2 separate regions of the Mus musculus genome follow, and region 1 is linked to region 2. A link is a loop called in an ENCODE intact Hi-C map of the cell type or tissue named here. Cell type or tissue: gastrocnemius. All regions are shown on one strand. Links, peaks and the distances in the headings refer to the core of each region. The heading gives the core; the rest is flanking DNA.

Region 1 (14,921 bases), core at 6,161-11,160, 56 kb before region 2:
ATTAACAAATGCCTTTTGGTAAAAGGGCTAGCAATAAGTACTTTCAAATGACAACCACTGCCACCAAAGATAATGATGTTCACCAGACACCTCAAAGCCAGAGACACCCTTCTCCTCTACTTTCAGGAAGTTCTAGAAATCAGGAGATGTTCAGGGAGTCTAGCTGGTCTCACCACCTCCTCAGAGGCACACCTTCCCACACTGGGTCTTTGGCTGGAGTGGGCTGAGGAGCTGGGCTCTGCTCTCAGGAGCTAAAATCTGCTGAGCCTTCCTCCTGGGTGGCTTTGGAGAGCCCAGAGGATAAAACCAAGATACCCATGCAATCTCCAGTCTCCAGCCAAGCCATCCATCCATGGTCTAGCCCATTCCCATCCTTAGTAGTTACATTGATGGGGCTTCCCAGAGCAAAAGAAGGGTGTGACAAGAACAAATTCAAATGTGCTCTCCATGCATGTAAACCTGGATCTCTCAACCATCCATGAGGCAGAAAAACTCAGTGAACCGAACTGTATGCCTGCATTAGATCTAACAATCTTCTGGGAGCTTTAGAGACCAAGTTTTCACACCATGTAGCCACATGTTCATGGAAAGGCATTCTGATCCACTTCTCTGAGTCATCGGATCATCTTTAGCTATCTGAACTGCCAGTCTCTACAAAGGCTGTCCCCTGACCTTGACCTCCGCCGGGAGTCATAAGTGCCTGGGTTGATGTTTGGGTCAGAAGCCTTGAGAACTATAATGGTACATGTTGAATGTTCTTTCCTTATTGCCCTGTGTACAGAACACAGACCATGCTGGAGCCTGAATCGAGCACATGACATCTAACTGGTCCTCAGCTGAAAACCATGAGCAGACAGGTAGGTGGATGGATGGATGGATGGATGGATGGAGAGATGGAGAGATGGGGAGAAAGACAGACGTGTGTACAGATGGGCAGAGATGGAGGGGCCAAAGGATGGGACTATGAGGAGCACCTACACATATTTATCCTCACCCAAGCCCTGCTTGAGTCTCTTCCTGATCCTTGATCCTCAGTTTCTCTGCCTGTAAACCTCAGACAGCATAATAGGCACCCAATGTCCTAACGATTCGGCACCCCAGGGTGCTGTACCCATAGCTTCATGATGGCTTATAGAAAGACTCTCTTTTGTAGCAGCTGAGGGCCTCCTATGTCACCCACAGTCCCTCCTTCCTGTGCTTTCTCAGACCTGCCGGTCCCCTACTCTAAGCTAAAGCAAAACATTACTTGTGATTCTCTTAGCAGATCTTACTGGTTTTAGTCACAAGACCCTCTTATCATAAAATCTGCTCACTATAAACAACCTCATGTGGGAGGAGCCACTTAGCAGGGGGGGGGGGAGCCACCTGCACACCCCACAGTGCTAGGGCATTTCTCAGGCCTGCTCTTGGCACACACCTCCACATCCTTCTCTACATGCCAGGCCTCCTGCCAGGTGGCCAACCCTAGAGACACAGCTGGCCGGGCCGGGCATCACACCGGACTACTCCCCATTCATCCTCAGATGGCTTTCAAAGCAGATGAACAGCCAGCGTCTGGGGAAACCCTGACGCTGTTAAAGCGCAAACAGTGACCCCTGAAGTTTCCACCCACTGTAGAAGACGGTGCTCCTTAGATGAACGAAAGCACAGCTGACAAGGACACAACTGAATATGCTTACCGTGCTCACGCATCTGCGTATCCGATTCTCTCAACCACCCTGAAGGCAGGAATTAGCCTAGCTAGCTGCGCTACACACACAAATTAGAGCTAATAGCCCTCTGGGTTTCTGAGGCAAGGTTTCACTACGTGGCTCATACAAGCTTGGAACTTGGGAGCTTCCGGCCTCTTCCTCAAGTGCCAGGATGGCAGATGTGTGCCAGCAGATTAGGCTTACGATATGGTAACTTACCAGGCTGCTGTGCAGCTCACAGCTGGGCTGGAATCTAGGGACTCAAGCTCAGGGTCCTGGCCATCACCCCTCACGGTTCTGAAGCTATTGGGGTTAGTCAGGAGGCAAAGCAGAGCCCCATGCAGAATCCCACCGGGAGGAAGAGACAGGGGACACGGAATGAACCGAGGGCCTGCGCCAGGGTGCAGGGGCCGGCCAGCTGGCTCCAGCGAGATGCCTTTATTACATAAACCTGGCTCGGTACAGCTCCGGTCTCTCCCACCCCCTGCCTGACTCAGGACTCTGGACAGCTGTTCCACAAGCTTGGAAAATATGACACATGAACAAATGTTGCTGGGTAGCAAAGTCCCTTCCGGGCATGGCCCTTACCTCCCAGGGGTACAATTCCCACCCAGTGGCCAAACCAGGCCATGGGGACTCCTGAGGTGCCTGCTGCCTGCCCCAGAATATGGCAGGCACAAAGAAGGGAAGGACAATTCACTTAAGAGATGCCCATTTGGCACAAATTTGGGAGAGTCTGGGTTTCTACGGGGAGTGAGGAGGCTAGCCCATCGATTCCAGACAGCTTCTCAGGGACAACAAAAGCCAAGGGATGCTAAGCAAGGGCAAAGACAATGTTGCCTTTATGTTTCCTAGCAGCAGCTCTTAAGAAATCCACCAGACTGAAGGAAAGGAAGCACTCAGATCAAACTCTTGGGAACGCTGAGTCAGTCCTGCATGCAACCCTTCTCACCCCTCACAGATGCCAAGGGATTGTTGGGCTTATGGTTGGCTCCATTCTCTGGATGGGAAAACTGAGCCTATGCATTTCAGCTAATGGTGTGGATGTCTGCTGCCACCTGAGTTCTCGAGTTCTCTTCCGCCCTCCTTTGTCTCCCACTGGACAAAGAAAAGAGAGAATTACCTTCAGGAGCTCCTTGGGTGGAGGCCAGGTGACAGGTAAATGAGACCAAGATCCAGGCGAAGAGAAACCCCCTAGAGACGGGCAGACACAAATGCATACAGCGTTAGCTTCCATCCTCACACCCAGATCCGGCTAGGGAGCCAGGAGGGATGGCCTAGCTCAGTTCCCTTCCATCCTGGTCTCATCCTAGAGTCCAGAAGCAAGGCATAGCCTTCAAGGTCAATCAGAGTGGCTCTCGATCCAAGGCCCCAGCCCAGCACCCTAGCAAGCTACCAACACAGCTTTGCTTTTCACAGGTTCAAAGCCCTGTGCAAGACGTTGGGTGGCTAGAGTCCACTCCCCTCTGCTCAGCCTCTCCATTTGCATTACAGCCTCAAAAGTTCAAAGAAAGCTTCCCCAGGCCCTAGTCTATGGATAACAGAGCCAAAGATAAAAGGCAGATGAAAAAATATGAAGTCTGCTTGGATGGCCGGTGTCCTCAAGGTGCCAGAGGAAGAGATGACCCCCTTCTCAGGGCTCAGATAGCAGCTCATCACATTTTGTTATGAGAGAAGAAAACAGGGTTGGGGGCAGAGCCAAGCCAGATGCCCCCAGGAACAAACCTAGTTACCTATGTCTTCCAGGCTGTGTGACTCCAGATGATGCACTAAACCTCCCTGAACTCTTCTGGTCCTATGTAGCACGTACTGACACACCTTTGCTTGCAAACCAGATGTGGAGATTAAATCGACTCATGCATTAAAGAGCTGCCCTGGCTCAGCCAGAGAAGCCCTCCCTCACTGGTTGCTGTAACCCCGCTGCTACCACCCCTCTGCTGCATCCAAGAGTGCTTAAAGCTTCACTCGGTGGCTATTGCCGTGATAGGCAGAGGTGAGGATTATATTTCACCTTCCTGTGGGAGCAGCCACTGGAACACCCAAGCCATTTAGGGCATCTGATTCCCAGAAGGGTAGAGGGAAGGCTGGGGCACGTGGCCAGAGATGGCGGAGATGGCAGCTGGAAGCTGAGCTGGGTGAGTGGTGAGTGGTAAGTGGTAAGGGCTCTGGCTGGGGCACACTGGCCAGGTTCCTCTTCCAAGAGTAAAACCAGGCTGGTGTGTGCCTGGGGAACAGGGTAGTACAGGAAAGCCAGGGCTACTGTCTGCAAGTCTAGTCTCAGCTCCTTCCCTGACAGATCTCCCAACTTTCAAATCCAGTAGGAGTTATTATCAAGAGCAAGCATGACGTCAGCACCGTGCAGCACACCACCGGGCTCACCCACTCACTGAGTTCAGACACTGCATGAATACGGATCACACAGTGACTAGTTCGGAAAGGCAAACGTGACTCAGGTATAGCCAGTGAGACACACACAGTCTGGCACCTGTCAGCCACCAGGTGAATTATTTGGAGAGAAATAGAATGCTTTTCTACTGGCCTCTGTGTTTTTGAAAGAAGACATGCTGTTTAGAGATGTTGTAGGCTCTGTGTGTGCATGAGGTAAGAAGTCTCATGACCACTCGAGAGTGGCAGAATGAGAAAACTATTGTGAATGTCACCACACCTAGGCTGATCGACCTTGAGGTTGTTCAAAGGGGGATGACCACTGAACCCTTTTTAAAATAGAGTTGAATTAAGTCTTCAGTCACTTGCAGCCTGAGGGTGACTAGGTGAAAGGGCTCTGGGATGCTGACGATAGCCCTGAAGTCTTCTCCAGCAGGCCTATGCATGGGTGGCAGTTAAAGATGTCACATGTCTGCATGGTGAATGGGGAACCACATGGTGTATCAGGACTCTTTACATGCCAGATGTCCCTGTCTCACTAACTGAGGATAACTGCTAATGGTCGAGTGCCCAGACACACTGAATTTGCCTTCTGCCATGGCTGGCTTTCAAAAGTCACGGGCAGCCTCAGTGACCCTGGGAAGTGGGAACAGGCTATTTAGTTTGATTTGACAGAGAAGCCTGTGCCCCAGCAAGGGCAGGTGCTTCCCTTCAAAAGCACCTTGTGCATTTCCCATATTACATCCCCATTCAGGTAGGCATGCTAAGAAACAGTGGCCAGGCAGCATGGAGAAAAGCCAACCCCTGTATCCAAGCTTAGATGGCTTCCCCACCAGGCCTGTATCCCAAAAGTTCCCAGAAGTTCCACAGTCAAGAAGCCGGGTCCCTGACCCCGGGAACCTGTCCTCCCTTCTTGAGTCTGCCGAAGCTATATCATATGCACCTGTCCTGGATGTTTTCCAAATGACAGAGGAACACCAGGTGAGAGAGTGAAGGCACGAGAGCCACATGTGTCCTAGATCATCTCTGGCTGTAGTTATGGGCACCCTAGAGGCTAGAATAGAGTACAAGACTAAGATCTCAGAAGAAAGATCCTGGAGACAGAATCCCATTGTCTTGTGCCATTCAGCTGCCTAAGGCCAAGCCCCAGAAAACCGTCACAAATGCAGCCCATTTTTTGGAATTGGGCTTCTTTGCACACTGGAGGCATAAACTTCATAGTATCCAGTACACCTCAGTTAGAGAAGGACCTCGAAGATCCCGAGGGGCGAGATTCTATGCCTAGCCATCTTTTTGAAGAGATGGTTAACAAGAGCCCAGAGAGAAGGGACTAGCCCAAAGCCACACAGCCAGTCAAAACAAGCCTACATTTTATTTGTTTTCCCTAGAGGAGAAAGTGAATACTTTTAGAGACTTGCTACTTGCTGGGGACCAGAGTTTCAGCTTTCTCAGTAGGATTGGAGATGCAACCAGGAGCCCTGGAGCCATCTATGTGAGTAAGCTCCAGCCTGGAAAGTTGGCTGCAGAAGGAAGGAGGCCCGGCAGTGTGACTACTGTTCGAGTGCTGTTTAGGCTACTGTTAATAATGCTGGTGGCTTCACCGGCTCGCGGGCAGGCTTTGCTCTCCCTGGCTTCTGTTTTCATTACAGCTTCACAGACCTTGGCTTGGCTATGGAGGGGCTCCAAGGTATCTGAAAGATCAATTCATAAGGACAGCTCCCAGATGTGAGCCACGAAGGACACAACTTCTTCTGACCATGTAACCCTCCAGGGAGTAGCCAGGGTTGTTCCTGTTCAGAGACTCAGCTAGAAGCTGCCTTCTATCTGTGTGGCTTTCCCTTCCTACTGGTTTCCTGGAAACACTGGAGACTCAGAAATCCACCCCAGATTCAGCATTCAGGGAGGCCCAAGGTCCCCCCAAGCCCAGAAGACATAGGAACCTCGGAGGATGGCAGATGTGTGGATGCTGTCCCCAGTTGCTCTACCACAGACTGAGTGATGCCAGGGCTGGCTGGGAAGGGCGTGAGTCTGTCCCCGTCCCACCTGCCTCTGTGGCCTCATCAGACCCTGTGTACCCAAGACAGCCACACCCAGGTCCTTCTCCACACCTTCCACCTCCTCCATGGGAACACACACACACACACACACACACACACACACACATAGGTCATCTGTCTGGACAGGATACGGTCCAGAACTTTCCCATTGACTCACACTCATTCACAAAGCAGCAAGCACTGATACAAATAGCAGCTGTGGTTTACTGAACATTTACTCTACGCTTCCTGGGCACGCTTCTTTAACTTTCACAAATGCTTGCCAGCTGGGAGGGCTGGAGCTCACCTTGGTGATGTAAAAAGGAGAAGCAGAGAGGTGGCAGGCCTGGCCAAGCACACACTCCAGTATAGAGGACTTGAATTCAAGCTGCCTGTTGCTAGGTTCCTATGCTCTGCTCCAAAGTCTGCTTTCCACTGAAGTGAGTGAGCCCAGAACTGGCTCCTCTGCATGTCAGACCAGGCCAGACCATGGAGACATTTAGAAGGTCCCTGGGCACTGAGATCAGAAAAAAGAAACTGCCAACAAGATATCAGGGGAGTATGTTGGGCTACAAGCAGAGACAAGGGAAGGCATGGATTATAGGCTACTTCAACGAAGATCCCAGAGCCCAGTGTTCACCCAAGAGCAACAGGGCATATGGTTGCCCAGGAGGGAGGACTTCTCAATGTAGAAGCAAGGAAGGGCAAGAAGGAGCCAGGGTAGGGCAAAGAAGCCGAGGTGGGTAGATGCTTGAGGATGTACGGCCAGAAGGGCAGGCAGGCTTTGGTACTGCTTGCCTTCCTCAAACTTTGGCCCCGTTGAGGCAGGGGGTGCTCTTTGGCACCACCACACTGCCCAACCGCTGGCATCTGCCCTGGCACAGGGTCTCCCGGAGAAAATGAGTCACCAATGTGCTCACTAGTGCCCTGTGTATACGAATGCGTGTGGTGGGGGGTGTGGGGGAATCTCAAACAGCCAGCTTTTTCCAAGACATGGAAAAGAAGGGGGGCGCCTCATCACCCTGGCTCCAGCTCAAAGGGGCGTTTCTTGAGAGGGTGGGCGGTACTATAACTCTGGCCAACCTCTTCTGGGAGCCCTAGAGTACCAGCAAGATGGAAAGGCAAGCCTTGTGCCTGAGATATAGTCCACAGGGCCCCTCTGGACCGCGTTCTCCCACACACACCCACACATAGTGACTGAATCCCTCACTCTTACAACTTCTGCACAAGCTGGGAATCCCAACTGTGGGGTGCCCCTGTGTGCGGGGGCCCCGCCCTGGAGATTCCCGGCCCCTCTCTGGCCACGGTTCCCTCATCTGTACAAGGAGGTTGGACTTGGTGATCTCCCAGGGCCTTTCCGCTCCCACAAGCTGGCTCTCACCCCTTGCTTACTCAGGAGAGGGACAGGAACTGCAGGCTTCCCGGGAGAAGCTGGGAAGTTTGAGGTACGCAGACCCAAGAAGACACATTCACACAGGCAGAGAGGTTAGGAAATGCAGGAACGTGCAGAACCCGAGGCCGAGCCAGGAACAGACACCCGGACCTGACGACCGACAAACTTGATTCACAGGACAGTGGAACTAAAGCCATGCAAGCCCGCGACCTGCAGACACCGAGACTCCCTCCTCCGGCCCCTGCCCCCTGCCTGCCACTCTGAGCACTGCCACTAGACCCCTCTTGGGATCGCTGGTCTGGCTCTGCGCGGACCCTCCCTTGCTGGTCCTAGTCTCAAAAGAGCTCGGCCTGGGGTGCACAGCCCCTGTTAACCCCTGGCGTCCCGCCTGGCGGGAAGCTACAGGAAGCTGACGTTACTCTGCGAGCGTCTGGTGCGGCAGGGAACCCCAGACTCTTGTGCACATCCGAGGTTCAGGAAGCTGAATCGGGGGCAACCCTGGGATTGTACTCACCCCCCGGGTCCTGACGCCGCTGTGCCTCGGGCCCCCCGCGCGAATCCCGTGCCCATGGCAGGCCCCTACTTCATGCTGCGGAGCCCGGGGGGCAAGTGTGGGCGCGCCCCATGGGGCCGCCAGCCCCCCGCCGCGCCGCGCCAGGCCGGCTCAAAGCGCGCTGCCGGCGCACCCCCAGCCCAGTCCTGCGCCCAGGGGCGCCGGAGCAGACGGACAGCACGGCCCCAGCCCGGCGGTCGCCCGCGCCAGGCCCATGGTCCCAGGACTGCCGGAGCCGCGCTCGCCCCTGCCTCGCTCTTTTTCTGCTTCCACCGAAAAGGAAGAAGCAAGAAAAGGCAGGGAGAGAGAGATGATCAAACTTTTGGAGGCGGGCCGCTAGCGGTCTCTGGAGGCAGAGCAAGGCCGGGAGAGCGCGCGCGGAGGGCGGTGGAAGCTGCCTCCCCGCCGGCCTGGGGGAGGAGAGGAAAAGGAAGGATTTGGGGGAAATGAAGGCGATTTAAAGTCTCGGCCCGCCGCAGCTCTCCACCTTCTTCTCCTCCCCGCGCCGGGCCGCCCTCTGCTGCCAACTGCTGCCCCCTGCCGGACGCAGCAAGGGATGCAGCATCGGTTGCCTCGCGCGACCGTCCACCTATCCATCCTGAGGGGGACATCCCACCCCCAGATCTCAAAACAGACTCATGAAAAAGAACCTCCTCCTGGCTACTCATGGATCTATCACAATTGAGATTAGGAATTTACGATTAATGACACTAAGGATCCTCGATAGCGGGCGGTGGGGGAGGAAGGGGGAAAATTCTACTCCTGAGAGGATCCTAGAGATGCAGAAACACAGTTGGGACCTTGACTTGGCATCTACATTTCCACGACAACCATCTGTCTTAACTCCCAACTCTTAGCAGAAACTCTTGCACCCTAGAGCTCCGTGGAAGACCGCTGTGGGTAAGCGTGCTGAATGTGTTCGGCCTTTCTGCATTTTCTCCGACCAGAGACTCCCCGGAATCCCACGCGGCACCCTCTGACACCCAGGCAGATTCTCAAACTCACGAGCACGGCTCAGCCCTGAGACTAAATCTCTAGCTTCTGGCCTCTACAAGGCGATTCATACCACACTCCCGCACACACACTCCCGCAGGCACACTCCAAACACTCACACTCATTCACACGCAGACACAGCCACGCACTGTACTGAACTTCCGCGAAACACCTTTGGATGTCTGGATTCCTGGCGATCTCAGACGCTACGCTCCCAGAGGCAGCCACCCGAGTGCTCACACCCGCACAAAATGCACATGCACAGCGCACACACTCCCACATGCACAGTCCATGCAGCTCCCCGAGTGCACACTCCCCGCTTGCACACGACCCTCTGCGAATGGCAACCACAGGCGTGCATACAGGACCTGCACCCTCTATTGCACATGCATCCACCTTTGCGCACTCCAAACGCCCAGAGCTCCGTGAGTCCCAGGGCACTTACTGGGTCCCCAAGTGTGACGCTGGCCGGTCGGTTCTTAGGCGGGTGCCTAACGGCATCTGTGGTCATGGGTCCCCGCAGCCCCGGGCGCGGGGGCGGGGGTGCAGTCCCCTTCCCTAAAGGCGCACAGGGCGCGACGGCGCCGGGAGGAGCATGGGAGCGCGGGCCTGCGCCACCGGCCCGGTCCCCCTGCGCTGCAGCCGCGGCCACTCCGCGTGCTCCGGCTCCAGCTCGAGCTCCGGGTGCGGGGGGTGGCTCATAGGTGCTGAGGCCGCGACAGACGCCGGCCCTTTTGAAGTCTCCGCTGGGGGCGGAGAGGGGGGCGCTGAAGGCGGCCTTTTAAATCGAGGCTGCACGCGGGCACCGTCAAGCAAGGTGTCTGGTTTCAGCAAACTTTCGGAAAAGTCCCAAGTCGGAGTGGGGGAGGGCTCCGCCGAGCTGTACGAGGCATCCTGCAGGGGGCAGAGCACCCGGGGCTGCTGGGGCCCCCCGCGCACCCCCCCCCCCCCCGCCTCCAGTCTGAGTGCTTCACCTTCCTTCACAAGAACACCCGATGCTCTGCACTGATTGCCCGTGTCTGTGCCTGAGAAAGGGCCGCGGGTCTTTCTCGAATTTTCCTAAGTTCACAGCTTCGAAGGTAAAGTATTCCCTGCCCAATCACAGCTGCTGTGTGTTTCTGAGCTGCATACTTTGTGCCAGGCACATCCTGTCTTTATTTACATTTTTTTGGTATTTCGTTCATGGGTTGTTTTTTTTTTTTTTTTCCTTCTTTTTTATTTTTTGCCTTAGAGGCTTTTAAAGGCATTGCATTTAAGTGTTGGGTATCTCTCTTACTTTGTTTGGCACTCTTCGATATTTATCTCCATTACTGAGGGACTTGGTGACCAGTAATATTTTGCATCTTTTCTCTTCCACACTGAGGGCCTCTATGCTACAGGAAAAGAGATATGCGATTATCTACGCTGGAGAGAAGGTTGATCACGCTGGTAAGTGGTACAAGGGCCACTGAACTCAGTGCCAGACTCTCAAGACTTGTGTCACTTCTTCCTTCTTGCTTCTTCCTTCTTGCCCATTGCTGCTGTCAAACATTCCTTTGTCCTTCTTCAGCACTCACCTGATGTAGCTGCTCCACTCACAGCCACACTTATCCGCACATCACAGTGCTGTCACTGTCCTGATGCCTCTATAACCCCATCGCCAGCCTGGAATCTGGGACATAATCAGTGCTCCAAATATTCCAGCCCAAAGAAGCTGTAAAACAAAAGGGGGATAGGGCTCCTACAGTATGCAAGCCTCTGCTTGGGAAGTGAGCCACTGTTAATGGATAGGGACAAAGAAATTACACGTGATTCTGAACACATATAAACTGTAACACAAATCAGAAAGAGCAACTTAGGGTAGAGAGGCACATCTGGATGGGTGACTCCACTCTCACTTTATCATGAACTATTCCTGTTCTTGTCCTCTGCCAATAGTACAAAGATAACAGAGATAATAAAGGAAGACTGTGATAGGGGCTTTTAACGAAACACATGGATCAATCGAATTGTCAAGCTGACTCAGAGGATAACTAGAATCCCAGGAATGTACCCAGGAGGAGGTGGTGTTTAGAACCTGAAGGATGTTAGCTATGCCTATAGCTGTGGAGAAAGGATATCTTCCATGGAAGAATCATAGGAACGTATGGTGGGTTGCAGACTGGCCTTGAAAACTGTGTGTGGCAAAGAAAATAAAGTCTCCAGGTCTCTCCCCTGTGAGGACGCAGGTGTCCAGGCAAGAAGACACTTCCTCAAAGATAGCTCACTGACCAGTGGTGGCACCAAAGCCTTTCCAAGTCTCCCCTATGTGGTCTTTAAATACAGTGCTAGTGTCAAGAACCTAACAGCCCCAAAGACACATAGGAAACTATTGGAGGTCTCAAAAGATTGAAATGTGTCCATCCGGGCTTCACTGTGCCTATGCAGAATGTAGGTTCATGGAGCTCAATCTTCCCGAGGTCTTTTGCACTAGGGCAGATCTGACTGCTTCTCTGCCTTAGACTCAGTTCAGTAAATGGCAGTAAGGGCCTGCTGAACTTTGCTGAGTAGCCTGTAGGCTTCTGGGAGCCACAGTCGTCTGGAAGAGGCATGGAAGGGCACTGGCACTGAGACCAACAGAGAAGAGACCCTGCTTCTTCATTCATTCTGCCACACAGGCGAGTGACATACAGCCGGTGACTAGGTATGCACTACTGAGTGCCAAAGACAGCGAGCCGTTGTCCCTGTGAGTGGGATAAGTCACTCACAGACATCCCTCACTCAGGTGGCATCTCTGAGGTCATAAGTCTGGAAATGGGGTAAACTTGCTGGCAGGCCTGTATAATAGACATGGTCAGGGATGAGGCAGAAGATGCGAACTCCTGGCTCATAGATTGAAACTGGAACTCAACAGTGTCCCAAGTGAGCTCACAGAAGGCACTCACCAAATGCCTACAAACAAACCACAGACATGAGACTATGGATCACATTTGGTTATGGGCCAAACTTTCTTTAAGGATCCACCATGCACCAGGCGTGACTCTTATTCTTGGGGTGCTCTTGACCTGGGGAGGAGTTCCAGCAAGGAGACGATGGAAACACAGAGTACCCTGCCTCTCACCATGCTGTGCTGGGAGGAAAGCTACAGCAGCCCCTAGTCTTCCTAACCCCTTGTACCAGGGGACATGCTGGGGGTTCTTGCTTGCATATTTGGACCCCATTCAGTCAGTAGTATGGGATGGACGCACAACTCATGTCTGTTAATAAAAGTCATTTGTTCCTGGGTCCTCAACCAATAAGGAGAGGACTTGTGTGTCAGGCTTGGAGCTGGGCTCTGGGCTCTGCATCCCTGCTGGAAGGGGCCAGCCTATCTCCCTTTGATGAAAACTAAATGCCTGGGCCTGGGGCGGGCTCCCTAAGTGTTCAGCAAAGGACATTCACTTATGTCTGAATGTGGCATATCTCCACAGGCTCATTTGGACACTTGGTCCACAATAGATAGCACTATTTGGGGGGAGTGATAAGAGCCTTTAGGGGTGGCACTGGGATGGAGGAGGTGAGTTCTCTTGGGTCCAACTTTGAGGGCTTCTTAGCCCTGAAGAGAGCTCTCTGCTTCTTGACTAGGTAAGTGGTGGGACCAAAGCCTCATGACCCTGGGCCATTTCTGACTTGGGACCTTTTCTGCCATGATGGTCTATTAGCCTCCAAACTGTGAGCCAAAATACAGCCCACCACAGCCCCGTGCTACCTTTCTGCCCTCACCCCCTCCCCTCCACTTCTGCCTCCTTCCTGAGCTCTGTATTCATCTAAGGACCACAGCAAAGCACAAAGCCAGGATAACTCCCTTTTATAAGTTACTCATAGCAGATTGCTTTGTTTTGTTTTGTTTTGTTTTGTTTTGCTTTGCTTTGTTTTGTTTTGTTTGTCAGGACAATGAGAGAAACAACTGATTTAGGGAGAGAAGGGAGGTAAGAGGAACAGCTTTTAGATGTCTCAGCATGTTCAGGTGCCTGCTGCCAAGGCTAGGGATGTGAGTTCAATCCCTGGACACACATAATTGGAAAGGAGAGAACTGACTCCTGTAGATTGCCCTCTGACCTCTGCACACACACTGTGGCATGAGTGTGCTCCCCCCCCCCCACACACACACAGAGTAAACTAAAATATAATAATTTTTAAAAAGAAGAAAGGAAAGGAAAAAAGGCAAGAGAACCGCTCTGCCACCTGCTCCTGTCCAAAGTGGGTGGCAGGATGACAGACTCAGCTTCAGGGTCAGCAGCTGTAGGGATGTAGTGTGCAAACCCACCATCTTCTCTTAAAAGCACTGCACACCAAAGGGGGTGGAGTGCGGGGGGCTGTCCTGGCCTCAGAAAGCTTGGAGGTCAGGCTTCTCTGAGGAGCCAGGCAAGAGGATCCATGAGAAAGCAGGATAGCTACCCAGTGTTGCTTGGCAATGTCTTCACCAGCATGTAGGCCATAGTCTTGTTCTGGCCTCTCTGTTGGGTTCCTCATGCCTAGGGTGATGGCTTTCATTGGGAGCTAAAATCCAGGCCAGAGGTGGTTGGGGAGAGAGAGGGGGAGAGAGAGAGAGAGAGAGAGAGAGAGAGGAGGCAGCCTACAATACGGCCCCTAAGCTCCTTCAGACAATAATGACCAGATCCTCCTCCCCCCCCACCCCCCCAGAATGTGGTTGTCCTCTGGTCTCTAAGGACATGGCCTCCAGCTGTGAAGACGCCAGGGACCATCATTCAGCAGAGTGGGAAGCCCAGACCCAAGCAAGTCGTGGCTGCTGTCTAGAACGACAGCTTTCCTCAGCACACAACCTCACTGTGTAGGCACTGCAGGTCACTCCTGGGCTTGCATCCTGAATTCCCATCCCAAGACTGGGGCCAGTATGTCCCAGATGAGGACCCTAGGAGCTTAGACCCAGAAGAGATCACAGGCTGCCTGATGGAGAGACAGACTCAGAGATGTTGTGATCTTTCAAAGGTCACAAGAAAATGATAGTGGGGTTAGGCCAAGAGACAGGGCTGTCACATGTAACTCTAGATGCAGAAGGCCAAGCCAGGTTCTTAGCCCTCCATACCAGCTGTCTGCCTTGAGGGACACCACACTTTCAAGAATTAGGGGGCTATGGATGAGTCAGCTTCTTGGCTGTCCCACAGAGGCTCCTACATCCTATAGGAATAGAGCTGTGATGAGTTGCTTTTGCCTGGGTGGGCTGGGCTAGGTTACATTCTGTGAACAACAGTCTCCCAGGCCTGCCCTGCCAGGTCCCATCCTGCCGTCATGAGCCACTGATAAACACTTGGTGTGTGTCCACCTCACTCTGCTCCAATGGTCTCTGTTCAAGGCCATGGCTGTCTCTCTCTCTCTCTCTCTCTCTCTCTCTCTCTCTCTCACACACACACACACACACACACACACACACACACACACACACACACACACACCTTAGCCTCTAGGCACCGAATGTAAGCCAGGAAGGAAGGTAGAAGTGGGTTGAAGGGAGAGGAGACAGGAAGGCAGGGAAACAGGCCAGAGGCTGAGGGCTATCATCCTAGATGTCCTTGCAATAGGGGAAGGCATGACTTCATCCTGGGTAACAGAACTCCAGCTTTGTCTCCATCACCCCCAAACCCTCATCCTTCGAGGAGATAGAGTCCTCCCAAACTCACTGGGTTCAACACTGCAGATAAAGATCCCTCTGCCTCTGCCATGGTATTCTCCTTCTGACCAGTAAGTGGCCGGGTTCTGACTACTGATGCCTGAGAGTAATTGTAGATGCAAATTCTCCTGGAAGCTTTCCTCAGCTGACAAATGGTCACAGTTGATGGAACGTGTCCTCTCTTGTTGGACTTAGTGGGCTCAGGCTGCCCTTCTCAGAGCCTGTAACTGTCTTGTCATTATGA
Region 2 (14,921 bases), core at 3,325-8,324:
TGAGGGAGCCTTAGGGGAGGAACAAGCAAAGCTCAAGAGCTCTAGGTAATGTCTAGGAACCTGTTGGAGGGATCCTGGCCTGGGGACCTCCCATATCTGAGTGGGGTGACCCCCACTCTGGGTACCAGGACTGGCTTCCCATTATACTTCCTGGCACAAGATCAAGATCAAAGTCTTAGGGCTCTCTCATCCATCCAGCGTTCTAAAAGGAAGCTCCAGGTGTCTTCAAAGCATATTCCCTTCAGGGAACAAGGACAGAAAAGGATAAAACCAGGGTGAATTGAGGCCCTCTGAATGTGCTATATGTCTTTGGCCTTTTTGAGTTTCCCCATGACCCCCGAGTCTGTGTAGGGAAGATTTTGGAAGCAGGGACTATGTCAGCCCAGGCTGCAGTCCTCAGGAAGCAGATGTTGAGACACATGACTTGTGAGTGGGCATTGCAGGTATTCAGCAGAGGTCAGGATTTCCCTAGAAGGTTAAAGTCGAAGAAGACTCCAACAACAGGGTGATGGCCAGGTACAGGTGGGCAGAGCAGGTTTAACCATACAGGTTCCAGTCTCCTGTCACTTCTCCACAAGTGGTCCTGGGCAGATTAGATGCTCAGAACCCAGGTCACCTTCTGTCCAAAATGGGCACAATAGTGTTCTTTTCATGACCCTTATGGAGATGAAATCCCCCAACATTTGGAAAGAGTGTCACAAGGGCCCTCTTCTCTTACCAAGCTTTTGGTCAAAAGGACCTTATAGTCACATGACTGTTTGATAGAATTAATAGTCCCAACTGCGGAGATGGCTCAGTTGGTACGCAAATTTGAAGGCCTGCATTCAGTCCCTAGCACACACATAAAAGTCAAGGATGGAGGCTGGTGAAGTGGCTCAGTGAGTAAGGGCACCGACTGCCAAGCCTGTTGACCTGAGTTCAATCCCCAGGACCTACGTGTGCAAAGAGAGCTATCTTCAAGTGTCTTCTGACCTTCACTTGAGTAACACACCTCTCCAAGAGACGGAGAACACACACACACACACACACACACACACACACACACACACACACACACAAATCCTGGTGTAGTGGCACATGCTTGTAATGCCAGGGCTGAAGAGGCAGAAACAGGAGGCTCTCCAGAGCTCTTTAGTCTGTCAGTCTAGCCTAATCAGTGAGTTCCAGGCCAGTGAGAGGCTCTGTCTCATAAACAGAAGGTATGTATGTGGTGCCTAAGAAATTATTCCTGAAGTTGACCTCCAGCCTTCATATGCATGTGCACAGATGTACATGTATATTCATTCATTCATGTGCATTCATGCTCACATTTGCACAAACTACTCAACATGGAAACCCACCTGGGGTGTGTGTTGCTCTCACAAAACATACACAGTGCCAAGGAGCTCTGCCTGGGCAGGTGTGTGGTTCTCAATGCAGGGTTCTAGAAAGGCCTTGTTGGGGTGATGCTTATGCAGAAACCTGAAGGGAGAGGGGATCCCAGTTGACAGTATAAGGTCCCCTCCCCTCTTCTGACCTTTTCTCATCACTGTGTCAGTGTGGATGGCTCCTCCTTGGCCCCCCTGAACCCCTATCTCACTGCCTGATGCATAGCCTTGCTTGTTGGGAGGTCTTTGGCCTCAGGCAGGGAAGGCCCTGTCAGTGTGAGACTGAGAGCCTTTCCCATTTGCCTTGGGAGTGAGAGGATGGATGGGGACCACCCAGGGGGGGATCCCGGCCCCAGCTGCCTCATTAGCATTCGGGAGGTCTTCTTCAGCCAGGCAGGTTCCTAGTTCCAGCTCTTGCTCTCAACTCAACACACGCCTGGCCTCTTTTCCCTGAGACATATGGGACTCTGCTGACCTCTGCTGACCCTGGATGCCCATGACTATATTCACATGCCCTCTGCATCCCTTCCAAGATGGCTGCTTTCCCCCAAGCTCTGAGTGAGTCCACAGGATTATAGTCCCAGGTGAGACTTCATATCCCTGTGGCCCTTAGTGAGAACTATAGACCCAAGTGGCTCTTTTGGAATCCTAAAAGCCACTGTCTAACACAGATTGCTGGAATTTGGGGACAAAACTCCCCCCAAGTGTTTAAAAAGCTGTCAAAAGAAGGCTGCCAGTATCTCAGAACATTGGAATTGAAGGAGATTCTTGGCATTTCCCAGAATTCCAATTCTTTTCATCCCTATGGACTTTTAAAATGTACTCAAGTTGGAACAGATCCAATGGGGAGGAGCCACTAGATAGAGCTCTGATGGCCATCTATGAGTTTCTAGAATGATGACTCATCAAGAGAGACATGGACCACTAAAACAATTTCCAGTTGAGTCTTCCAGATCCTTGGGAGCCTCATCTTTAGCCAGGGCGCAGCTGGGTGTGTGGCAGAAGCCATAGATAGCTGTAGGGTGGCACAAGTTTCAGGAAGTCACTCCTGAGGACACCATTGAAATGAGAAGTGCATATGTGCACCTACACACACACATGGGTACACAAGTAAACAATTTAACATCAACAAAAATAAAAGACTGTCAGCCAGGCAGTGGTGGCTCACGCCTTTAATCTCAGTACTCAGGAGGCAGAGGCAGGTGGATCTCTTGATTTTGAGGCCAGTCTGGTCTACAAAGCTTGTTCTAGGACAATCAGGGCTACACAGGGAAAGTCTATCTCGAGGGGGGAAAAAGACTGTGAGAAAGCCAGGTGTATGACTCAGCAGATGAGCACTTGCCTCATGTGTATGAAGACCTGCGTTCAAATCACACCACCCTACAAATGACAGTGAAACTTTGAAGTCAAGGGAGTATTGACCCTAGTGTTGGGAACTTGCTGCTTTAACCACCAATCACCAACGGACTCTGTTTTCTCTCTAAGTGTGTCTCCCCTGATCTAGTGACAGATACAACTGCCCAAATCCATATTCAATTTCAGAGCTCTTGGAGTTTCAGCCCTTAAGAGATCGTTTGTCTCTTTGTAAAGGACAGTTCCATTTCAACCTTATCCTTGGGTGCCCAGGACTCATCTGCCTTAGTTTTCCAGACAAACATGGTGGGCAGAGTAGTCAAGTTGGTGTGTGTCCTTGCTGGAAATTGAGAGCAGTGGTGACCAAAACTTTGGGCAGGCGAGTGTCATGGTAGGAGACCAGGGTCAAGAGACATACTACATGAACCATGCAGGACCCTGGCTGCCACTGGTGTTGGTCCTAGGATGAACTTTGACAGTTGAGTTGGGTTGTGGTCCTGAACTCTCACTCTTTGTAATTTCGAGCCCTCACTTAGAGACAGGCCCTCCACTTAGCAGACACAAGTAATACTGGCCTGAAGCTGAGCCAGTGCCCTACTCTCATGGATCACCCAGCCGCGTGAAGGGGAAACGAGGAGCCAACTGACAATCAGGAGAATTAGTGACAACTTATACCTTTGTGTGCCAAGCATGGCTCGAAGGCCTTTATTCCTCAACAGCCACAAGAAACAATGTGGTTGCAGCTCTCACGTTGAAGGAAGAGAGGAAGGATATATATGTGTTGGGAATGGCTCCTGAGAAAAATGTCCTCAAAGGCCACTGTGAGAGCTGTCCACTGGGACCTCAGAGGGAAGGCTGGACCTCAGAGGGAGGGCTGGACCCCAGAGCGAGGGCTAGACCTCAGAGGGAGGGTTGGACCCCAGAAGGAGGGCAGAACCCCAGAGCAAGGGCTGGACCCCAGAGTGAGGTATCCCTGAGCACAGTTAGCATGAGCTGAGAGAGCCCAACCATGTCTCAAAGAGGAAGCACCCAGGGACTTTTTTGTTTTGTTTTGTTTTTTTGAGACAGGGTTTCTCTGTTTAGCTCTGGCTGTCCTAGAACTCACTCTGTAGACCAGGCTGGCCTCGAACTCAGAAATCTGCTTGCCTCTGCCTCCCAAATGCTGGGATTAAAGGCGTGCACCACCACTGCCCAGCCAGGGACTTCTTCAGACTGAGTCATTGTCAAGATGACTCAGCAGATAATGACATCTCTCGCCCTTAAATCCTTGGGACGCATATGTAAAAGAGAGAACCAGTTTCTGAATGTTGTTTCTTGATATCCACATACATGCATGGCATGTGTATACTCACAGATGTGTACAGACATGCACACAAAATAAAGAAATAAGATGTTATTTTTTCAGAAGAAACCCTCCAGGCTTCTCAGTGAGGCAGGGCTGTATAGCCCCAGCTGGAATTCCCAGATCTAGAGTGGAAGGCAGTGGTGTAACTACTACCCTATGGATAGGGCTCTGAGGAGGCAGATCGCAATGGTCCCCGGGCTCTGGAGTCTCAGCAGGCTTTGCTCTTTCTCAGATTCCATTTGTACATCTTACAAGATATGGGAGCATGGGTGAAGTATTCACCTCTTTGAGACTCAGTTTCTTCTGTGAAGTGAGGATAAAGTTAGTTTATCCTAGAGGAAGCAAAGTGTCCACGGGGACGATAAGATTAAACGTGGATGCACCTGGATGGACCTGTCATTCCTGCAGCTGCCTAGAGAGAACTGGGCTAGCATCTGGCCTCCTGCTATTACAGATGGTGATGTTATCTCTGTTGGCTTCTTCCTTCCTTTGTGGGATGCCCTGGACACTGATAACCCAGGGACAACAGGAGCCAGTCTGAGAAGAGCCAGGACAAAGTTTCCACTGCCTTCCAAGATAGAAGCTGGAGAATCTTTACTTCTTTCTTGAGGAAAGTCCAGTGGCACTTTCTAAGGAGCCCCACTTGCCTCATGGTTGCTGGAAGGAACAACTTCCCCCCTTTCACATGTGTTAGGGTGCATTCACATGGTCAGCCTGAATGGAGAGGGCCCTAAGTGTTCCCTCTACGGAAAGACAAGCTCAGCCTGCAAAGTGCAAGACAGTGACAATATGTTCTTCCTGAGTACCCTCGAACACTTCACAAGTTCCTTCTGGGGCTCTCTTCCTGTTGCTAGATGCCGGTGTGACAAGCTCTGTCTCCAGGACAGCTGGATCTCTGATTCCACAGTGTCCCATATTCTCTCTCTCTCTCTCTCTCTCTCTCTCTCTCTCTCTCTCTCTCTCTCTCTCTGGGTGTGTGTGTGTGTGTGTGTGTGTGTGTGTGTGTGTGTGTGTGTGTGTGTACGCGCACTCTCATGTGCTTGGGGAGACCAGAAGTCAGCCTCAAGAAGAACTCCCAAGTGCCATCTGCCTTGGTTCTGAGGCAGGGTCTTTCACCTGCCTCACAACTGGCAGTGAGCTCTTGGAATATGCCTGTGTTCACCTCTCAGTACTGGCATTGTAAGTAAGCGCATGAACGAACACACACACACACACACAGACACACAGACACACAGACACACACACACACACACACACACACACACCTCTGTGGGTTCTGAGGATAGAACTCAAGTCCTCATGTCTGCGTAGCAAGTGCTATACTAGCCACCCTCCCAGCCCCACAGCGTCACACACTCTAAGCCGTTTCTTCAGATTAAGCCACCAGCTTCCTGCAATCCCAACTGACCCATCTCAGGTCCCATCCACGAAGCCCAGCTCTCTCCACAGAACGAGACCCGTGGTGGGCTTTGTCATCCATCTTTATATGCATCTTTGAACTCTGAGTCACCATCACCCCACTCCAATCAGAACAGAATGCAGAGCCATAGCAGAGAGCGACAGATAGCAAGGGTCACTAGCATTCCTGGACAGCGTGGCTAAGAGGTCTTGCTGGTTTCCAGGGCCCAGGGTTTGGGAGGTCAGCAGAGAGCCTTGGTGCCTGGGGAGTCAGAGCTGGGTTGGTAATAGTTACTTGCAGGTGGCCTCCAACACCTGATCTTTCAACCGCAGTTTCCCTCTCTGTAAAACATGGCTACCAGCATAGTAAGGTCCTGAATAGAGATTTAAGAGAGACACCTGCAGGACACTCAGGTCTCCTGGGTGTCTGACAGCCTGGGTTCCCAGTTCCTGCTTCCCAGCAGAATGCCCCAGGGACTTCAGTTTTGTTTAAGAGCCTATCTCAACCTGCAGCCCTTTACCAGACCTGAGGACTGGCAGGCCAAGGAGGAGGCTCACAGGGCAGTTAAAGCTGGTTAGAAGGAAGAAAGGAAGGCTCTATCTAACCTTGGTTTTTTTCCACAGGCCTTCCCTGCAGGCCTCTGAGCCCCTCCTTGTCTTTGCTTTCTGCAAGTCCTCTGCTGCCCCCAGGTGGACAAGGGACAGTCATGCGTATGACAATCGGGTATGGAGTCGGACAGGCTCAGTGCCATGGGCCTTAGCATTGTGGCTTCCTCAAGTCCACACGTTTGGGAATATTCTCACAAGTGTGAACCATGCATTGTTTCAGCTGTGTCACTTGAGTAAGCACTGTCCCACATGGATGTTTAGATGAAACTGCCAAAGCCAAGAGGGGAAAGGACTGCGCCTGTAGTCCCCTGCGTGTCACTGGACTCTGATACTCAAGTCTCCAGCTGGCCCCTCCATCTCCTTTTCTCGACAAGGTCTCAAGCAGCCCAGTCTGGCCTTGGGTTTAGTGAGTGGTTAAGGATGATCTTGAACTCCTGGTCCTCCACCCTTAACCCCTCAAATGCGGCCATCATGGGTCTGTGCCGCTATGCCCAGCTTATGTAGTTGCCGGGACTCGAACCCTCACACATGCCAGGAAGGCACTTTACTGAGCTAGATCACCAGCCTGGCTTTCTATTTGGCACAGAGTGGGGAATGAAAAGCAGAGTGTGGAACTCAGATGGGCCACGAGGAGCTCCTCTTTCCTCACCGTCATAGCGTCCACCCCTACTCCCACTTTCCATGGTGACTCTGAAAGGACAGCCTGTGACATTAAGCTTGCCTGCACCCACTGGCCTCTGTTCTGCCCTGTGCCCCTGAGGTCCTCACTTGTTCAGTAACAGCTTCTGATGACCGGTCCTTCCCTCTTCCTGGAAGCCGCCTGGGTACTCACTGTCTTCCAACTCTTTCCTGTCTCCCCATTGGTCTCCTGCACCCCAGATGCACTCTCGATCACTTTCTGAACATAAAGAACCCTGTGCCTTCAGGGCAAGGAGCAAGCCCTGGGCCCTGGCAATCCTGCCCGTCCCACCGGCCTAGGCACTCCCCTCTGTCTTCCATGCTCCCTGACTAGGGAGATGTTTTCAACTTAAAATGTTTTGGTGTGTATCTGTTTTATGTGCATACACATGTGTGCACACGAGTGCGAGTGTAGGAGTCAGAGGACAACATGCAGGGGTCAGGCCTTTCCTTCTACCAAATGGGTTTCTAGGATCAAACTCAAGTCAAGTCAAACTCAGCAAGCACCTAAACCTACTGCGCCATCTCACCTGCTCTGGTGTGTGTGTGTGTGTGTGTGTGTGTGTGTGTGTGTGTGTGTGTGTGTGTATGTGTGTGTGTGTGTGTGTATGTGTGTATGTGTGTATGTGTGTGTGTATGTGTATGTGTGTGTGTGTGTGTGCCTGTGTGTGTATGTGTGTGTGTATGTGTGTGTGTGTGTGTGTGTATGTGTGTGTGTATGTGTGTGTGTGTGTGTGTGTGTGTGTGTGTGTGTGTATTAGATCCCAAGTATAATTCTATCTCCATTTTCCTTTTCTTGGACTTTTGTGACTGTGTTCTCAATGCTGAGGTGACACCCCTTCTGGGACCTCATTCCCTGTGCACTCCTGTCTTCCATGTCCACTCTTGGGGTGAATCACTCCCATAGCCTCCATACCCTGCTTTAGACCTATCCTCGTTTGTCTGCCTCCTCCTCAAAGCATGTCAGGGTCCCTATCCTGTTCCTAATGACAAGCTTGAAATAAGGAGCACTTGGATAGCCATGAAGTGGGAGTGTGGGTGTAGGAACAGGTCCGTTTATGTGCCACGTGGGCTGTAAGCTGAGTGACCTTAAATAAGGCCCCATCCCCACTGTGTTCATCTGAAAACTGAGGCCTTTGGTCCCTGCTCTGCTGGGAACCCTTGAGGTTACTGGGTGGGCAACATTCTCCCACGTTCAGATCATTCCAGAATCCTGATGATGCCTATAATCTTTGCCCCGCCCCCTTCAGCTTCCACATTCTACTCTGAGAGACAAAGGAGAAGAGGGGATGGGGGTCCCACTTTCCATCCCTGTAGCCCCTGTTAATGTTTAAGAGTGGTTCAAAGTCCAGGTGGCCTCGGCTGAGGTCCCTGTGTTTGCTCTGGTTAATAATCTCAGGAGTGCAAACATCTGCAGCAAGGACAGAGAGCAGCCCTCTTAGTCATTCAGGCTTCCTCTCCCACCCCACCTTAGCCCGTGGGCATGTTGTGCACCCGGTAAATCAGCAATCTGAGCCATCCTCCCAGCTCCTCCTCACCCAAGCATGTTGTCAAATGAGTATATGGGCTTGTCCCCAATAGTCTGAGATCAGAGCTGGGGTCCCCTCAAGTGCCCTAGGCTTTCCAGCCTGCCAGCAAGTTCAGAAAGGTCATTTGGGAGAGGCTAGAGAGATGGCTCAGCAGTAGCACTGGCTGCTCTTCCAGTGACCTCAGGTTCAATTCCCAGCAACCACATGGCAACTCACAATTGTCTGTAACTCCAGTCCCAGGGCTTCTGACCCTCACACAGATGTGCATGCAGGCAAAACACCAATGAACATAAAATATAAAGAAATTATATGTACGTGAGAGGTCATTTTGGTGCAATACATGTAGCCCAGGTAGTGGGACAGACCCTGGAGTGCCCATGGACATTCACAGAATGTTTTCAAGTGTGTCCTCAAGTGATCCAAATGGCAACTGCTCTGTTCTCTAGTTTATAGATTACAGAAGAAAAAGGCTGTTCCCAAGCTCCCACAGAACAGAGTCAATATGCTCAGTTTCTTCTTCTTCTTCTTCTTCTTCTTCTTCTTCTTCTTCTTCTTCTTCTTCTTCTTCTTCTTCTTCTTCTTCTTCTCCTCCTCCTCCTCCTCCTCTCCTCTTCCTCATCCTCTTCCTCCTCCTCCTCCTCCTCCTCCTCCTCCTCCTCCTCTTCTTCTTCTTCTTCTTCTTCTTCTTCTTCTTCTTCTTCTTCTTCTTCTTCTTCTTCTTCTTCTTCTTCTTCTTCTTCTTCTCTTTCTCCTTCTCCTCTTTCTCCTCCTCATCCTCCTCCTTCTTTTTCTCCTCTTCCTCCTCCCCTTTCTCTTCCTCTTCCTCCTCCTCCTTCCTCCTCTCCCCTCCCTCTCTCTCCATCACCTTATGCCTACCATTAGCCAACCATGAAAGGCTGAGAGACTGTACTGCTGAGATGGATCAGTGGGTAAGGTGCTTGCTGCCAGCCCTGTCTGTCTGAGTTCCATCCCTGGAACCCACATGGTGGAAGGAGAGAAGTGACTCCTTCAAGTTGTCCTCTGACCTCCACAAGCACCCCCACTATAGTGCATGTGTTGTGGCACATGTATTCCTGCAGAAACTATTCCCACAAACAAATAAATGTTATTTTTATATATTAAAAAATGTCTGAGAATCAAGAACACAAAAGAAGGCAACTATGCCAGAAAGTTAAGCCAAGACAGTTGCTGTGTTGAAATGTGTATGGAGGTTTTGTGCTTCCTGGCAGCCAGAGCAAAAAAGGAAATTCCATCCGTGGCCAAGCTGTCTGTTATGGTGCATGGGAAACCCTCTCATTTACAGACAGACACACATGTGCTCTGGATACCAGCAAAAGGGAACTGTGTCTGCTGGGTCTCACAGAAGGAGCATGGTACACTGACTGTGGAACAGACCCCCTGTTTCTTCCACGTGCAGGACCCTGGCTCTCTGGTCTCAGCTCTAACAGGGATTGCCTGCTATATGAAGGAGTGTGCCGTGAGGGAATCAGGGAGGAGGAAGGACAATGGCTGGAACCCCTGGAGGAGAGAGAAGAGAGTGGAGAGGGATCATAGCACCATGGACGGGAGGAGCTCTGATGCAAACAGATGTGGGTTTAAAAATCTCCCATTAGAGTATATAAATCTAGAGGCTAGGGATGTTGCTCAATTGGTAGCGCTCTTGTCCAACATGCAGGAAGCCCTAGGTTTAACTCCCCCCACCCCCACCCCCCACCCCCCAGCATAAACCAGGTGTAGCTGTAGTTCATGCCTGTAATTCTAGAACTCATGAGGAGGGTCAGATATTCAAGGCAGAGCTGGCTACAAATCCAGTACAAGGGCAGCCTAGAGCTATATAAGACACTGTCTCAAAAAAAAAAAAATGTTGCAGGTTTTAAATCAAAATGTTACTGTGTTACCTTCTTTAGGCGCTGTTATAAAAAACCCTAAATCATTAGGAATGATACAAAGTGTGTCCTCTCTCCAAACTTCCTTGAACTGGTTTAGTCTAAAAGTATCATCCTGTTGATGGTTCTGGAGCAACTGGAGCGACAGGAACATATATCTTACGGAGGTCACAATGACCCTTCAACTCTTACCACACCCTAAGAACAATGCTGTTGCCTGTTGGCATTCACCCCTTCAACCTTCACCCCAAAGCTAGGATCCAGGTACTTGTGTTAACAGCGTTTATTGGTGAAGAAATGAGCACAGAGGGCTCAGCATTCTTTTCAAGCGCACACAGCAGGAAGACCACAGGAAGCTGCCTGGCTTTGGAGGCTCTGTTCCCTTTCTTACGGTGGAGCCCTAGTGGGTCTTGTCAATCCAGGAGAGTGAAAACTTATATCAGTGAAAGGCATCTGCACATGCTTCTGAGGTGAGCCTGGGGGTTCATCTGGGTACTGATGGTTTCACTGTGGGAAACCAGTGTGGCTCGGTGAAGGGATAGCATCTCTCCCTGTCCTGATTATCTTAATGGCTATGAGAGGTTGGAGACCAGAGGGAGAGTCTTGGGAGGAAGGATGCTTTGCTCTATAGCCAACTTCCCTGGGCCTTAGTTTTGTTATATGAGAAAGAAGCCAGAACCAGGCTACCTGTATCTTCTGAGATCTTGGGGGAAGAACTGGAGGGACAGGCCAGACACTGCCTGACTGCCCCATCCCCTGTTCTCCCTGGGGAAAGTTGACCTTTAATGAAACCTTTCTAGGGTCTGAACTCTATTGTGCTTGGTCAACGTCCCTTCAGAGTCAGTAACCATGGCTTCCTGTCCACAGAGTTGGACCTGGGCTGGGCTGTAGGGATCGATTAGAGCTGGCCCAAGACCCTGATTGGCCTTGGCTGAGCAAAGCAAACACCAAGGTCATCATTTGCCTCCGGATCCTTCCCCAGCCTCAGTTTGTAGCTGCCACTGCCGGGGAAGTAATCCCTGCTCCCACACTGAGCTGTGAGAGAGACATCAAAGACCAAAGACCACAGAGCCATGCAGGGTCTCAGGACCCTGTTCCTGCTGCTGACTGCCTGCCTCGCTTCGAGGGCTGACCCTGCGTCAACACTGCCAGATATCCAGGTTCAGGAGAACTTCAGTGAGTCCCGGGTAAGGCTGGCCTCTCTGGCAGAGGTGATCACAGTGGTGGTATGCCCATGCTCCTGGGCCTTGCCAGCTAAGGCCTGCCTGTCCTGTCTTGGGAGTACTCATCTTTCCTATCTTGTAGATGGCATCTCAATCTCTAGGAGACTTTCCTGGCCAGGCTGTTAGGTTATTCTGAGATTCTCTGAAGATACAGCTCCCTCACCTGCCATTCATTCTTTGGGGCCCCCTGTAAGCCTAGTGCCTTCCAAATCTGCGCTGTCCTCATGGGTCCCCAGAGGAATCCACATATGGCAGGTGGCATAGGGTGGACATGAACCTGTGAGCTTTGTGGACAGGCTTGTGGGATTGTGTGAGGAAGAGAGGTAGGACACTGGTTGATGGGATTGGGGAAATTACGAAGTGTGAGTCTAAGGGCACCTTGGCCTGTGGCAGACATGTCACTATGTGTCTATGCATATGTGTCTATGTGCAAATATTTTTGTTTGCATACACATGCCCTTGCATGTACGTGTGTGTGTGTTGTAGAGTTACATGCTTCCTTCCTTCCTTCCTTCCTTCCTTCCTTTCTTTCTTTCTTTCTTTCTTTCTTTCTTTCTTTCTTTCTTTCTTTCTTTCTTTCTTTCTTTCTTAACAAAGCAACCCCAGCTTTGTCCTGAATCATAAAATTGTCTGTGTAGGGACCCTGTCCACCTCAACGCTGTCTCCATGATCTATCTGAGGGGTTTTCAGAACACTCCCGGTGATTTTCTATACCTTAGGACAAGGAACAGGTGTGCTGGAGGTCCAGGGGCTGGAAGGTCAGCTCTATCTGACTGCTGTCAAGAGGAAGAGGTGGTTGACTGGTCCCAGAAGGTCCCACCAGGTTTGTAGGGTCTCCATGGCACTTCCGCTGGCTGCCTCACAAGGTGGCAGACACTGCCATGAAAGGTGTAAAACCCAAGCTTCATTTTCCAAGGCAGCGATAGCTGGTGACCTCAGAATATGCAACCTGGACTCTACCTACTCACAGGGGCATCTCAGACACTTTACTTCTGTGGAGCAGACCTTGTGTAAGGAAGGGGGACTCTGCACACCTCTGCCCTAAATATGCTGTACCTGGAACTCCACTGTCACCTTGAGACACTGTCCCTTAAAGGGCTGGTCCTTGGAGGAAGGAGGGGAAATGTGGACACATCTCCTCAAGGGCTTGGTTAAATCCAGATTTGTGGCTCTTCCTAGATCTATGGAAAATGGTACAACCTGGCGGTGGGATCCACCTGCCCGTGGCTGAGCCGCATTAAGGACAAGATGAGCGTGAGCACGCTGGTGCTGCAGGAGGGGGCGACAGAAACAGAGATCAGCATGACCAGTACTCGATGGCGGTGAGTGGGGGGCACAGGAATGACCAGGCTCCCTGGTACCCCCATCTTGTCCTGGGACCCTCAGCTAGGACCTTGCTTCTGAGCCTCAGGTTCATGGCTGTCCTCAGCAGATGTCTCATGAGCCTCTCAAGGACTGTGTCTCCAGCACTAGGCTTCCTGTGCAACTTCCCCCATCTTGCGTATTCCTCCCTTGGCTGAGGAAAGGAACAACTACCCCAAGGACCTAGCTGGAGAGCCTCAGGCCAGTGGGTCTAGGGTGAAGTGTAGACTCTGTCCATTCCTCCCTGATGCTGTGCAGTCTATCATGTTCTCCCCCTCTCCCACCTGTCCTCTCTCCACTGCTGCCACTGTGATCCATGCCTCCATCCCTCCATCTGCCCATCCATCCATCCCTTCCTCCCTCCCTCCCTCCCTCCCTCCCTCCCTGTCTCCTGCAACCCATCTACTTTCCTTCCCACCTTCAACCCCAGTCTTCCCCTTTGATCCAGTCTTCACCTAGCAACCACAAAGACTTTTTTCAAGATTTATTTATTTATTTATTATATATAAGTATGTGAGTCCTGGACATACTGTTTCCATGCCATTTCTTCTACATACTGCTCAATACAGCGTGTGTGTCTGGCCCTGGATGGACTTCCTGTCTCACATCACTACAAGCCCCATGCAAGCACAGGCCTTTGAGACTTTCCTTTGTGTCCCCAGCATATGGCACAAGTGTTGTTCACAGGACAAGGAGTGGTTGTGTAAGAGTAAGAGAATTCTACAGCGTACCCCTGACCCATAGGAAGTGCTGAGAGATCCCTATGACAACCACGAGGGTCAGTGATGTGTGATCTCCATGTCCTGGATAGGGACATTAGACAGTGAATGAAAGCTGAACACCAGTTCATCACTGCCACCAGGGTAATGTGCAGCAATGACAACCATGGCGTTACTGCCAGGACACATGAACCTGTCCCCTTTCCCTGCTCCTCATGTACAAAAGAGGGATTTCCAAGGGCTAGGATGACAATGAAGCAAGATATTTGGAAATTTTGGCTTTATGATTGCCAGGAGAGGTGTCTGTGAGGAGATCACTGGGGCGTACCAGAAGACGGACATCGATGGAAAGTTCCTCTACCACAAATCCAGTAAGTGAGAGGACACACCACTGTCTCTTCCTTCCCCTTTCTCTCCCCGCTCCACCCTTGCAGCCTTCCTTCCCATTTATCTAAGTAGTCATCCATCCTTCCCCCAATTGCATCACTGCCATCTTGGCACCCACAGCCCCCCAGTCACCATATGACCAGAACTGGGAGAGGTGCAGAATGCCAAGGATGACATCAACGGCTCCCCACCCCACAGCCCCATGCTTGTGTTTTGTGGCAGAGGGATATGGGCCCAAATTTACTCAGAGATTTAGCAACTGTCTGTTAACTGTGCTGTGTGTGCCAAATCATTGTGTGTGGGATGCACGCCGTGGACGGTGAGCACGGGAGAGATTGAGTGCATGCGCAATAGTAAGCAAATGAACGGGCAGATGAGTTCATGGGTCATCTGAAAGACAGGTGGAGGGAGTGATGGAGGGAGAACAGAAGGAAGGAAAGACAGACAGATGGGAAAGAAGAAGGAAGAAAGGAAAGCTGGCCATGGTGGTTTATGCTAATATTCTCAGCAATGAGTTGGAGGGAGAAGGGTCAGAAGTTCAAAGTCGTCCCTGGCTACATAGCAAGCTAAAAGGCCAGACTGAGCTAAATTAGACTCTGCTTTTAAATAAAAGAGGGAGAAAAGAACAGGAACTGGGGAGGGGGAGGAGAGTTAGTGGGCAAGAGAGGAGGAGAACAGAAGGGTGGGAGGAAGGAAGAGAGGAATGAGAAGAGGAAGGTAGGAAAAAAGAGAGGGCAGGCACCAGGGAGGGAGAGAGACAGAGAAAAGGAAACAAGAGCGGACTTAGAGTGGGTGGATGGAGTGGAGGTGGGTGAGTTGATGCGGTCTAGCAGCTGGAGAGAGGGATGCTGGGTGAGCAGATGTTGATCCCTTAGAAGGGCCATGTGGCTGTGGGGATGGATGTGGACACGCTGAGTGGAGGATGAGTGATGGGCCTCCAGGGTGAAGAGCCTAACCACTGCCTCCTTCGGTCTACCTGCACCTCCCACACAGAATGGAACATAACCTTGGAATCCTATGTGGTCCACACCAACTATGACGAATATGCCATTTTCCTTACCAAGA

What was found. Hi-C counts contacts between places; a loop is a spot of excess contacts. Peaks named below come from ENCODE experiments on the same cell type or tissue, not always from the same donor. Only the 100,000 strongest peaks of a DNase experiment are listed, where the experiment ranks them.
Region 1: a loop joins it to region 2, with 6 times the contacts of the local background. A loop is called at or near these places in 3 of 42 quality-filtered maps.

The regions. Positions count from the first base shown.
Region 1 is chr4:63,208,980-63,223,900 of GRCm38, reverse strand. It overlaps Col27a1 (collagen, type XXVII, alpha 1), which reads right to left and starts at 8,489. Exons shown (of 61, transcript NM_025685.3): 1 at 8,020-8,489; 2 at 2,815-2,885. The coding sequence starts at 8,075. In gastrocnemius, for the core only: CTCF peaks have their summits at 7,762, 8,603 (motif pointing left) and 9,933 (motif pointing right); DNase peaks (open chromatin) are centred at 7,148, 7,844 and 8,582; H3K4me3 peaks cover 3,309 bases; H3K27ac peaks cover 1,923 bases.
Region 2 is chr4:63,150,373-63,165,293 of GRCm38, reverse strand. Ambp (alpha 1 microglobulin/bikunin precursor) reads left to right here and starts at 11,122. Exons shown (of 10, transcript NM_007443.4): 1 at 11,122-11,352; 2 at 12,568-12,710; 3 at 13,764-13,840; 4 at 14,850-14,921. The coding sequence starts at 11,239. It also overlaps a transcript of Kif12 not described here. In gastrocnemius, for the core only: a CTCF peak has its summit at 6,152 (motif pointing left); a DNase peak (open chromatin) is centred at 6,145.